Linked DNA regions of Mus musculus: region 1 is linked to region 2. A link is a loop called in an ENCODE intact Hi-C map of the cell type or tissue named here. Cell type or tissue: gastrocnemius. All regions are shown on one strand. Region 1 overlaps Gm32008 (a long non-coding RNA gene). Region 2 overlaps Gm32008 (a long non-coding RNA gene).

The links. A loop is a pair of places that touch in the nucleus more often than their neighbours do. Peaks named below come from ENCODE experiments on the same cell type or tissue, not always from the same donor. Only the 100,000 strongest peaks of a DNase experiment are listed, where the experiment ranks them.
Region 1: it touches region 2 in a loop (5-fold over the local background); 2 of 42 quality-filtered maps call a loop at or near these places.

Annotation. Positions count from the first base shown.
Region 1 is chr14:24,873,196-24,878,195 of GRCm38, forward strand. It overlaps Gm32008 (a long non-coding RNA gene), which reads left to right. Exons shown (of 8, transcript XR_874420.3): 8 at 2,098-4,630. It overlaps Gm41110 (a long non-coding RNA gene), which reads right to left. Exons shown (of 4, transcript XR_874421.2): 4 at 4,867-4,941. Among named protein-coding and RNA genes, the nearest start is that of Gm41110, 15 kb to the right of the region's middle. In gastrocnemius, a CTCF peak has its summit at 2,917 (motif pointing right); DNase peaks (open chromatin) are centred at 1,704, 2,163, 2,965 and 3,512.
Region 2 is chr14:24,824,524-24,829,523 of GRCm38, forward strand. The region is part of intron 2 of Gm32008 (a long non-coding RNA gene); the gene reads left to right. Gm31951 (a long non-coding RNA gene) reads right to left here. Exons shown (of 2, transcript XR_383265.1): 2 at 4,541-4,752. Among named protein-coding and RNA genes, the nearest start is that of Gm31951, 3.3 kb to the right of the region's middle. In gastrocnemius, no CTCF peak of the experiment used is centred here; DNase peaks (open chromatin) are centred at 2,135 and 4,640.

The sequences.
Region 1 (5,000 bases), 49 kb after region 2:
TGCCCCTCCCTCTCCTCTCCCCTCCCCATCCCTCCTTCTCTCTGAACCTTTGTGTGTGTGCTTGTGTGTGAATGCCCCTACTGTCCTATGTGGCACTTGTGTAGAGGTCAAAGGACAATCTACAGGGATGTTTTACATTTTCTACTTTGTTTCAGACAGGGTCTCTTGTTCTCTGCTAAGTACACCAGGCTAGATGGGATTCCAGCTTCCAAAGATTCTCCTTTCTGCCTCACATCTTGCCATATGAGAGCTGGGATTATTGATTTGTGCTCCTGCATCAGTGTTCTAGGGAGCCAACTTAGATCTTCACACTTTTGCAGCAAGTACTTTGCCCACCGAGTCATCTTCTCAGCACTCGAATGTACTACTAAGGCTTTGGCCTTGAGACTGGAGGGACTAGGGGAATGGAGCTGAAGGACATTTGGATGCTGGCCTCATTCTCTGGTCTATGATGAGAACAACCAACCATGTTTCCCCTTGTGTGAACACCTTGCATAGGAAGTGAGAGACTCCATGTTGTCTACTCCGTTGGGATCTGTTGTGCATTCATGTGAATATCATTCCATTCACATGTGGTTAATATATGGAATGATATATAGATACATATATATGTGTGTATGTAGATATATACCTCCACACATATATATCTGTGTGAGCACACACACACACACACACACACACACACACACACACACGCAAGCTGGCAAGATTTCCAGAAAGAGCAGACAGAGAGAGGGTCCTCGGGCTGCCTTCCTTGGAGTCCCTAGACCATCTTCAGGCCGATCCGTGTTGATATGAATAGTTCTTACTTATTTTTATTTTATGTGTCTGTGAACCCTTTGGAGCTGGATTTACAGGCTGTTGTGAGTTGCACAATGTGGGTGCTGAGAATCGAACTCAGGTCCTTGTGAAAAGCAGAAAGTGTTCTTAACCCCTGAGCAAGTTCTCTGTCCACTGGCTGATTGTTTTTATTTTTATCTTTTTTTTTTCAAATTAGAATGTAAAGGCATAGCCTTCATTATGATATTTTGTATATATGTGCCACCAGACTTTATTCTTACCTGTCTTCCACATTCCTCTCTGCTCTATTCATCTCCCCTTCCCACATCAATTCCCTGACATGAGTTTTAATTCTGTATGTCCCATCATGCACCATGTCCCACATTCTTCATCAAGATCCGGTCCATCACCTTATATAGAACTTTCAGCGAAGTGGAAAGCCATCGTGTGGCTACTAACACTTAAGTGATGCTTCAGAGGAAGGTGAGTGGGGTCCAGTGTCACCAGATAAAGGGGTAACCAGGCCTAGAGAGCAGCCCACCCCCGCCGGAGGGGAAGTTCATGGTAAATTTGAGAAGTGGCTGCTGTACCCAGACCCTTGGTGGGGAGGAGCCAGAGAGGCAGTGTGGGGACATACATATGGGGCAGGCTGGTCTTTATTTTCTGAGTTGGAAATGGGTCATGAATGAGAGACGGGATGATCTCAGGTATGGGCTAGGAAAATGGCCTCCAGGTGCCTGACTGTGCATGGAGGTTGGCATCTAACTGAACGAATGCACTGGTGGTTGGAAAGACAGCAGTGAACTCCTCTGCCAGGAGCTCCAGACTAAGGCTCAACTGCAATAGTACCCAGGTGGCAGGCATATGGGAAAGACACAAGGAGGGACTGACACAGCGTCCTGGGAGAGAGGTGTGAAAGACCAAGGATCGTGTTTGGCAGAGTAAGGGGCGACCTCAACATTCTCATCCAGCAGATGTGGCAGACGGGCATCTCAATCCTTCCCCAGCAGGTAGCCGCAGGCTGGTGGGGGCCGCAGCCAGCCATTGTTTAGCAGCTCAGCTGTCCTGGGAAGCTGCGGCCCAGAATATTAATACCTTTCCTCAGGTTTATCTCCACCCCATCTCCCTCATTTGAAATCCCTGCGATCAGAGAAGAAAGTTAGTTTAATCCTCTGGTTCCTATCAGCCTAATTACAGTTTCAATAGACAACGGGCAGGGCTCTCGATGAGACCGGAGGACACAGGAACACATTATGTTGGTGCTAATAAAGATCTGCCTTTGTTTTTATCATTTCATGTTGTTGCTTCTCATTTCAGCTGCCTGAATTCTTACTGCCTTCGAGTGTCTCATGGAGATCGCTTCCTCTTGCTGCCAGCCGGGACACAGTGGCAGACTTGCATAGGAAAATACCCAGCCTGGCTGCCTGCAGCTAACAAGCCAGCCGCCATTTAAATTTCAATCAGCCCCTCTGTTTGTGTGTGAGTTTCTTGGATGGATGAAATTAGCAATTTTGAAAAATTGATTAAAATTGCTGGTTTCACGAAGCCTCAAAACACCAAAATCAATCCTTTTTTTTTTTTAATTTCAAATTCTCATTGAATCAGTCACGTTTGCACTATGAGAAGCAGTGAGCGAGAAGCTGGCATAAGGAGGGGCCTAAGGTCTGGGTGGGCCAGGGACCAGTTGTTTGGGGTTTTTTGTTTTGTTGTTTTTAGTTTTGATTTGTTTGTTTGTCTCTTGAACAGTCAGCGTGACCTTCTGTGTTTGCATTGTTCTTCTCTCTCTTCCTCTCTTTCTTTCTTTCTCTCTCTCTCTGGAATAAAGGAGCTTGACTACATAAGGTGTTTCTAGAAGGCTCTTCTCCATGTATAACTGTGAGTTCTAAATCAAGTTTTAAAACATGGATGGCTCTTAGCAGGTGGAACCTGTGTTCAGATGAGGTTAGGAATATTAACAGTAGAGGCCATTGTGCTCCTACTTTAGTACTGAACCAAGCTGTTTGTTGTTTACAGCCGTTCTGTCCCGTCAGGAAGGGCTCTGAGAAAAATACACTGGCTTCCATTTTTAGCTGTAGAAATGGAAGCTTATATCCTCCCCCAATCCGGATGACTAGTGCCAGGTACAGAGCGTTCTGAGCCGCCCAGCAGAGGGCAATCTGAGGGCTTGCAGTGGCGCTGGGGTGTCTTATGTATGTGGTGTGTGTATATGACATCCTGACTCCAACAGTGGCAGTTGGTATGGAAGCATCCTGGGTCCTCTCTTCTCTGTGAACTCTGAGCTATAATCTTGCAAGCTGTGCAGAGCTGAGTGAGAGGAGGAAAGTCATCACAAAAGGCAGAGCTGGCTTATGCTCTCCATACCATAGAGACCTGCTCAAGAGCACACACCCTCGGTCCTGACTGGCCTACACTCAGTGAAACTGTCCTTAGTGGTTGGTGTAAGGAAAATGAAGACTGTCCTCTGCTGTGGGCAGCAGTACAATCCCCCTGCCTCTTCCGGCCTTTATGTGTCCCCAAGGAGAAGAACGAAGGCTGCCCATCTCCGAGAACAAGGCCGCCCTGCTCTTTCTCCTTCAGTCCCAGTGAGATGAGTGTCATAGTCACTTCTGTCTTTCACAGGCCCCTAAGGCACAGCTGCCAACAGCCCTTAATCACAAGAACCCCTACAGCTTCCTCTTTAAGAAGCAGAGGCCCAGATGGACCTTTGTGAACTGGAGCCAGTTCCAGAAGCCCTGGTCCTCTCAGCACACTGGAAGTACAAATTTGAGCAAGATCCCTGCCCTCCAGTGTGTGGCCAGATGGCCAGCGGGCTGCCGGAGGAAGCTGTGTTCACAGTTTTGTACAGGAGTCAGTAGGAAAGGGCAGAGGTGCCGTGGGTAAAGCACACCTCCCTGATCTGGAATTGAATGCCAGCTCCTTTACCCATATCTGTGGCCTTGGGAAGTCATGTAAGTCAGTCAGGCTTTGGTGTTCTCTATTGTCAGGTGAGGGTACCCATCTCCTCATTCAGGGCCAGAGCGTCTTGAGGTGTCCCCTGTGGTGTGTAAGCGGGTCCCCTGGTATACAGTGCTTAGAGCAGAAGCTTTAACAGCAATGGCTTCTGCCTTTAACAGAGGAAACACAGGACATCTTAGGCCACTTATGGCAGCACCTCAAATTGGGGACTCCATGCTGTGCACCTACGGGGAGCCTCTCAAATGGTCGAGAATAAACATAGCAATCCATTTTTTTTAAAGAAAGAAATTAAAAACACAATCTTCTATGTTTTCTTTAAAACTCATAGGCAAGAAAGTATGAGTCACTCTCATAGCCCCTGGGGCAGACAAGGTTTGAAGGGACATGTATGTCCCTGTCAACCCTAGAATGTGTCTACAGTACCGCACAGGCAGAGCACTGAGTTGGAGAGCCCATGGACCCTCATTTTGGTTGGCACTTTGTCTGCTAGGAATGAAACCCAATTCCCCCTTGTTCAAGCTTGAAGGAAGGATTTAACTCTCAAGACAGGGGCCGGGCATGGCTGGCCCCCGGTGCCAAGTGCCACCTCTGGCTTCCTTCTGCTCTGTTGACTTCATTCTCAGGCTGTCCCCACACAGAGGGCAGATGTGGCATTCTGCAGCTCCGGGTTCACTCCGATCAGATGAGCAATCCCGCCTCGATGGCTTTGGACAAGGCCTTGATTGGAGTCATTTCTGATTTCCTGAACAAGTCTCTACTGCCTGGGGAAGAGAGATTGACTGCTAAAGCTGATGTACTTGGCCACAGGCAGGGAGCAAGGTCAGGTATAGATGGCCCTCCAGGAAGAGGGGCCAGAGGTTAAGTGTAAAGTACAATGATCCAGCTCACAGGTTCTGAGGCTCTGTTCTGGAAGAACTGAAGGCATCTCCTCATCTCCCTTGACAATTTTTGCTTCCAAATCCCTTATTTTCTAGGTCAAATGCTTTGGATTGTTGGAAACAAGGTGATTGAAATAATAGGGCAAATTTGAATATTATCTTCATTTGTGGCCAGCCTCCCCAAAGTGAATGATGAGAAGAGATCTAGGGAAATGACATATTTACTTGGCAGTTGTCCCAGGAAGAGGGCCATTACCAGAGGAGGGGCCTTATGGCTGCGAGGCACAGCGAGAGAAGGCTGACTTCAAGAGAGCTAGCAAGTGGATCTCTGCCGGAGGAACATAGAATTCAGTCACACTGGGTTCTCTTGGTGACAGAAGAGGGTAT
Region 2 (5,000 bases):
TCTCATGGCAACTGGGAAACAAAGGGACAGAGATCAGAGAAAGGACCAGGCACAAAGGCAAGTGCACACTCCCAATGACCTACTTTCCCAGCTGAGGTACTGCCTCTCAGTGTCCCCAACTTCCCAATAATGTCATCAAATTAGGAGTCATCCATTGATGGGGTCAAGGTCCTCATGAGGTAGTCAGTTCCCCAAAGTCTCTAACCATTGCTTAAGGACCAAGCTTTAACAACTCATGACCTTTGTGGGTATAGGACAGCAATATCTTTGTGAACTTGGAAAGGGTGTCTTTCCTTGTTCTCCCAACTTCTGGTGGCTTACTGCAGTCTTTGGCTGTCTTTGGCTGTCCTTGGCTGCCCTTGGCTGCCCCTGGCTTGAAGTTGCTGCCTCTGTCTTCTCAGTGCTGGCTCCACCATGACTGGATCCGAACATCGAGCCATTCTGGTACCCTAGCATGACAGGGTCTCAGGATCCATAAGTGATTGACATTCCTGAAGACCTGTATCTCTATCCCAAACCATGTCATATCCACATATCCTAGGTAGACATTCATTTGGGGGAGTATTAGTGACTGAATGTTTCATATATTAAGATTCATACATTGAAGCCTCAATACCTAGTGAGATCATAATTGAATATGGGGCTTTCATAAGGTAAATTTGGGTTAGGTAAGGTCTCAGGGGAGACCTCTGGATGGACTGGTAATTTCATAACAAAAGGTTATACAAAGAAGCGTTCCTGTGACTACACAGCACACAGCCTGAGACAAGTATATTAGCCTGGGAACAAAGTCTACTCAGCATCACCTTGATGTTAGATTTCTGGTCACTGGCATTGCGGGAAATAAATCACATTCTTGAAATACAATCTATGGTTGTGTTTTGATAGCAGACTACACTAAATAGTAGGGACCTCTGTTCAACCACTGGTACAGAGAAGCCAGCAGCAGAAGAGACCAAAGGTTTTACCCCTTCCCCAAGGCCTCAAAAGGGTTCTTCATTTTTTAGCAGGCAAGGTGTTTCCCTCGGGATGGGCTCTCATATAGCCCAGGCTGATCTCAACCATGAAATGTAGACAAGGCTGATACTGAAACTCCCAGTCTTCCTTCCTCTATCTTCCCATTGGTATGATAACAGGCACTTACCATCATGCCCTATTGGTATGGATTTCTCTTGTGGGTTCCAGCTGGTTTTACTGATCTGGGAATCGGGTGATATGTCAGAATCTCTTTGAGTCTTGGGATTCCCCAGTAGCTCTTGGACCGTGCTCACTGTATTCCATCTACCAGTGGTGAACTCGGAACCATCAGGCAAAGTTATAGCAGTGGACGGCATCTATCTGCATTCATGGAGCCTGAGCCTCAGCAGACTTTGACTTCTGACCTCTGCAGGGAAAAACCAGGCCTGTGGAAAAGGCTGATCTATGCTGTAGTTATCTGTCTCCCAGGATTAGAGGGCCAAGACAGAGGAGGTAGTTGTAAATCATCTAGAGTATAGTAAGTCAGAAGGTCCTTCCAGACCTTTCCATTCCTTTGGCAAGACTGAATGCAAAGAGAGCCCCGTTTCATGCTGAGGATGGGAGGGGATGACTTCTAAGAGCTAGGGGCCTTGCCACTTAAGCAAAAGACAACCCCTGCCCCTCCTCCCCACAATCCAGCTCCCCGCCCCCAGCCCCGGCCTCCCCTGGCATCTATAATTCCGTTTGTTGTGCTCGCAAACACCGTGTTGGAAGATTTCATGCTAATGAAAGGGTTTCTTGATTAGGTTACACTGTTACTGTAAATGTTCCCTCATTATCTATGTTATGGTAGGAATTTGAAAAAGTATAAATTGAGCGTCTTGCATAATTTATAAAACTTGAATGTTTCCTAATTAGTTCGGTTAGGTTAATGATGGTGCCTGGCGTCACTTCTTCCTGGTCTCTGCTAATGACCTTTCCCCTCGTCTTGCTGTCTTTCCCTCCCCACCACCAGCCCCTCCCCCATGTCCCCAACCACCAGCTTCCAGAGTGGCCTCCTCCATCAGGTGGGAGGAAGCAATGCCTTTGCAAAAATATGAATAGCTCCTTTTTCTCTCTCTCTTTCTCTTTCTGCATCTGCCACCCCGCCTCCAGGCCAAGAGGCAGCCTGCTTGAGGTCGGCCAGCTAGAAATCTGGTGCAGGCCAATCCCCCAAGAATGCCTGCCGTGAAGTGCATTCCGTTAGCTTTTGCTTAGAGACTGGCCTCTATTAACAGCCTGAGAAGGGAAAATGCTGGAGGAGGTGGGGGAGGGAGAAAAAAAAACCCTCTCCAAAGGGTTCTAAAATAACATTTGCATCCCCAAGTAATTCCCAGCTCTCCCTGGCAACCATTCATTTCTTCCAAACAGCAGAAATTTGCAATATGAAAGTGGATTGGCTTCTCCCTCCCTTGGGGCCCCTGTATCTCTTCATCCAGCGCCTTGGGTAAAAAGCAATGCATACGTTTACAATATAAATGTGATTTAATCGACCTCCCTGTCAGGGAGAAATGGCAAGCATATCAAACAAGACCAAGATGTTAGAAAGAAAAATCATAAATTATTCCTGTGACGAGTTTCTGAGCCGCCTCCTGGACTACTAGATGATGCTATATAAGGCTCTTCCTTGAAACGATAATTAAGATAATTCTGTATGACAAGGAGAAAAATGTCCAGCTTTGTATGAAATGTGCTTCGTGTTAGCAAGCTGAATGCTTGGTATTGATTACTCTCTCTGCACCCTCCCCACAACCCCACCGCCTGAGATCCAAGGCTAAAATTAATTGAACGATGAAACATCTCATCTCTTGAATCCTTATTTACCGAACATGCTTCCTAGAAGCCATGCAAAGTGGGCTGGCCTCTAATTCTCTAAATTGATCTCTTCCTTTGGCGGTGTCTGGGAGACCACGCACATGTGTACAAATGCACGCACGCGCACAACCCCCCCTCCTCTGAGTGCCCATTGTTCTCTCTGGAAGGCACCACATTCCCCAAGGAGGCAGGTTTGATGGACATATCAGTACAGCAGAGTCCTAACTCTTCTGTTAGGAGAGCACCATGGGGCTCTCCTACAAAAATGTGCCCAGTGCCTGAGGTCTCTAACGGAGACAGCTGCAAATAGGACCTATATTACTCTCTCTGGCCCTTGCAATCTACAAAACTACATCTGGCTCCTGTCTAGCCTAGCATTGATCCTCCCCTCCCCCTCCCCAAACCCTCCAGTGTGTAGTAGGGGCCAAGAGAAGCCACAGTTTCTCCTCTCCCATTCTGTCTGCTGTATCCTAGGCAGTCATTTCCTCCTGTGACAGGCACCAGGCAATTCTGGGCTGAGAGAAATGCTTTATGGGCTCGGCTCTGCTGGCTTTCCAGGGCTCTATTTCATCCTGACTGCAGTGCTGCCGCAGTGGTGCTGGGCCTCAGCTAGTTAATCCACTATGGGTGTCTGCTGCAGAGCTCTTGTGTCTCCAGTCTGGGAAGATAGCAGGGGCTGATGGCAAGGGCCAGACAGCAACCAGGCTGGGGCTAGAATGAATTCAGCATTCCCAGGCTTGCTGGAGTATTTGGATAGGACCCCTTCCTTCCCTGTTTCTTCTCCAAAGAAGTGGTGGTGTTAAGTAGATGTGCCAGTGATAAGTTTGGCACATTTTGTCACACAATCAATTTTTTTTTAAACCAGAGGCGCTTAGGCAATTGTGAGATAAATAAATGGCTCTTAGGGTTGCCAATCTTGTTTGTGACAACTCAGAACCTTGCCCCAAGAGAGTCATCCTTCCAGAATGACGACAAAGGAGAGCTCTTCTCCACAGCATGGAATGCAAAGGGGGGTGTGTGGTCTCACTGAGTCTCAAAAAACTGTCTTTTGGGGACAGGGTATGCAGGTACTTTTGGATCCCTGTCCGTGTCACCTCTAGGGGACATGGGAACACCACAGGGCTGTAGTTAGAGGTCATGGAGGCAGACTGTGATAACTAAATTATTCGGAGGGGGGTGCTGAGTGGGGGAGTAGACAATGTTGATTCTACTGCTTAGCACCTAGTACTACCTAATGAGCTCAGATTCAACACAGGGGTGGACTAGGGGGGGTGAGTCAAGGAGACATAGGCAGCCACCTGGGTGCCGGATCTGTGATTCATAAGCTAAACTGACCCTTAATTAGCTAATCATTGTAACTCAAGGAAGGAAACTCCTCCTCAAGGACAGGGACTCTGCAATATCTCGTCCACCCCTTCAGGGAGTAAAGAGTAGAGACAGCCCAATTCCACCGGCCCAGGAATATGGAGGGGAGCCGGTTAGTCTACAGTGCTGCGAGGCTATGCCAGTGACATGATAACCTCAGTGACATGCAGGAGCTCTGTGCATCCAGATTCCTCCCGCTTTCCCTTCTTGGGCTGGTATGGCACTCTGAAGACTTGGGTCTCACTTTTTTGTGTGTATGGAGACGGGGGTCTTGCCATATAGACTAGGCTAGTTGTAATTCATGGCACTCCTTCTGCCCTAGCATCTCTGGTGTGAGTGCTAGGATCAAAGACATGAGCCAATGCACTGGGCTTGGGTCTCATCCTTTCTGGGAGCCTAACATCTGGCAGGAGGCCCAGCCCGACAACATCCGAGTGAGGGAAGCTACCCTCCTCTGACCCCAGGTGATCCATCAAGTCCTCAGACATCCTGAATCCTGGCGCAGCCTGGTACACGGCAGGAGCCCGACAAGGGCTGGCTGAGTGGTTGGCTGCTTGAAGAAGAAGCCGCCCTTTTCTGTTGATGAAAGAGCAATTAAGACTTTAGGAGTCTGCAGTCTAGACAGGGAGCTGTCAAGACTCACAGAAGTGGGTCTGGGAGCTATAATAGGAGATTAGGGGGGCTCCTAGAGACTGGCACTGTAGACATCCATCAGCAGGGGGCATCATGGTGTGGGGCTGGAGGAGCTGGGTGGGTCTTGAGCATCACAAGGGGTATGATCAGGGAAAAAGCTGTAGTGGCTCTGCTAGTCTATGATGTATGTC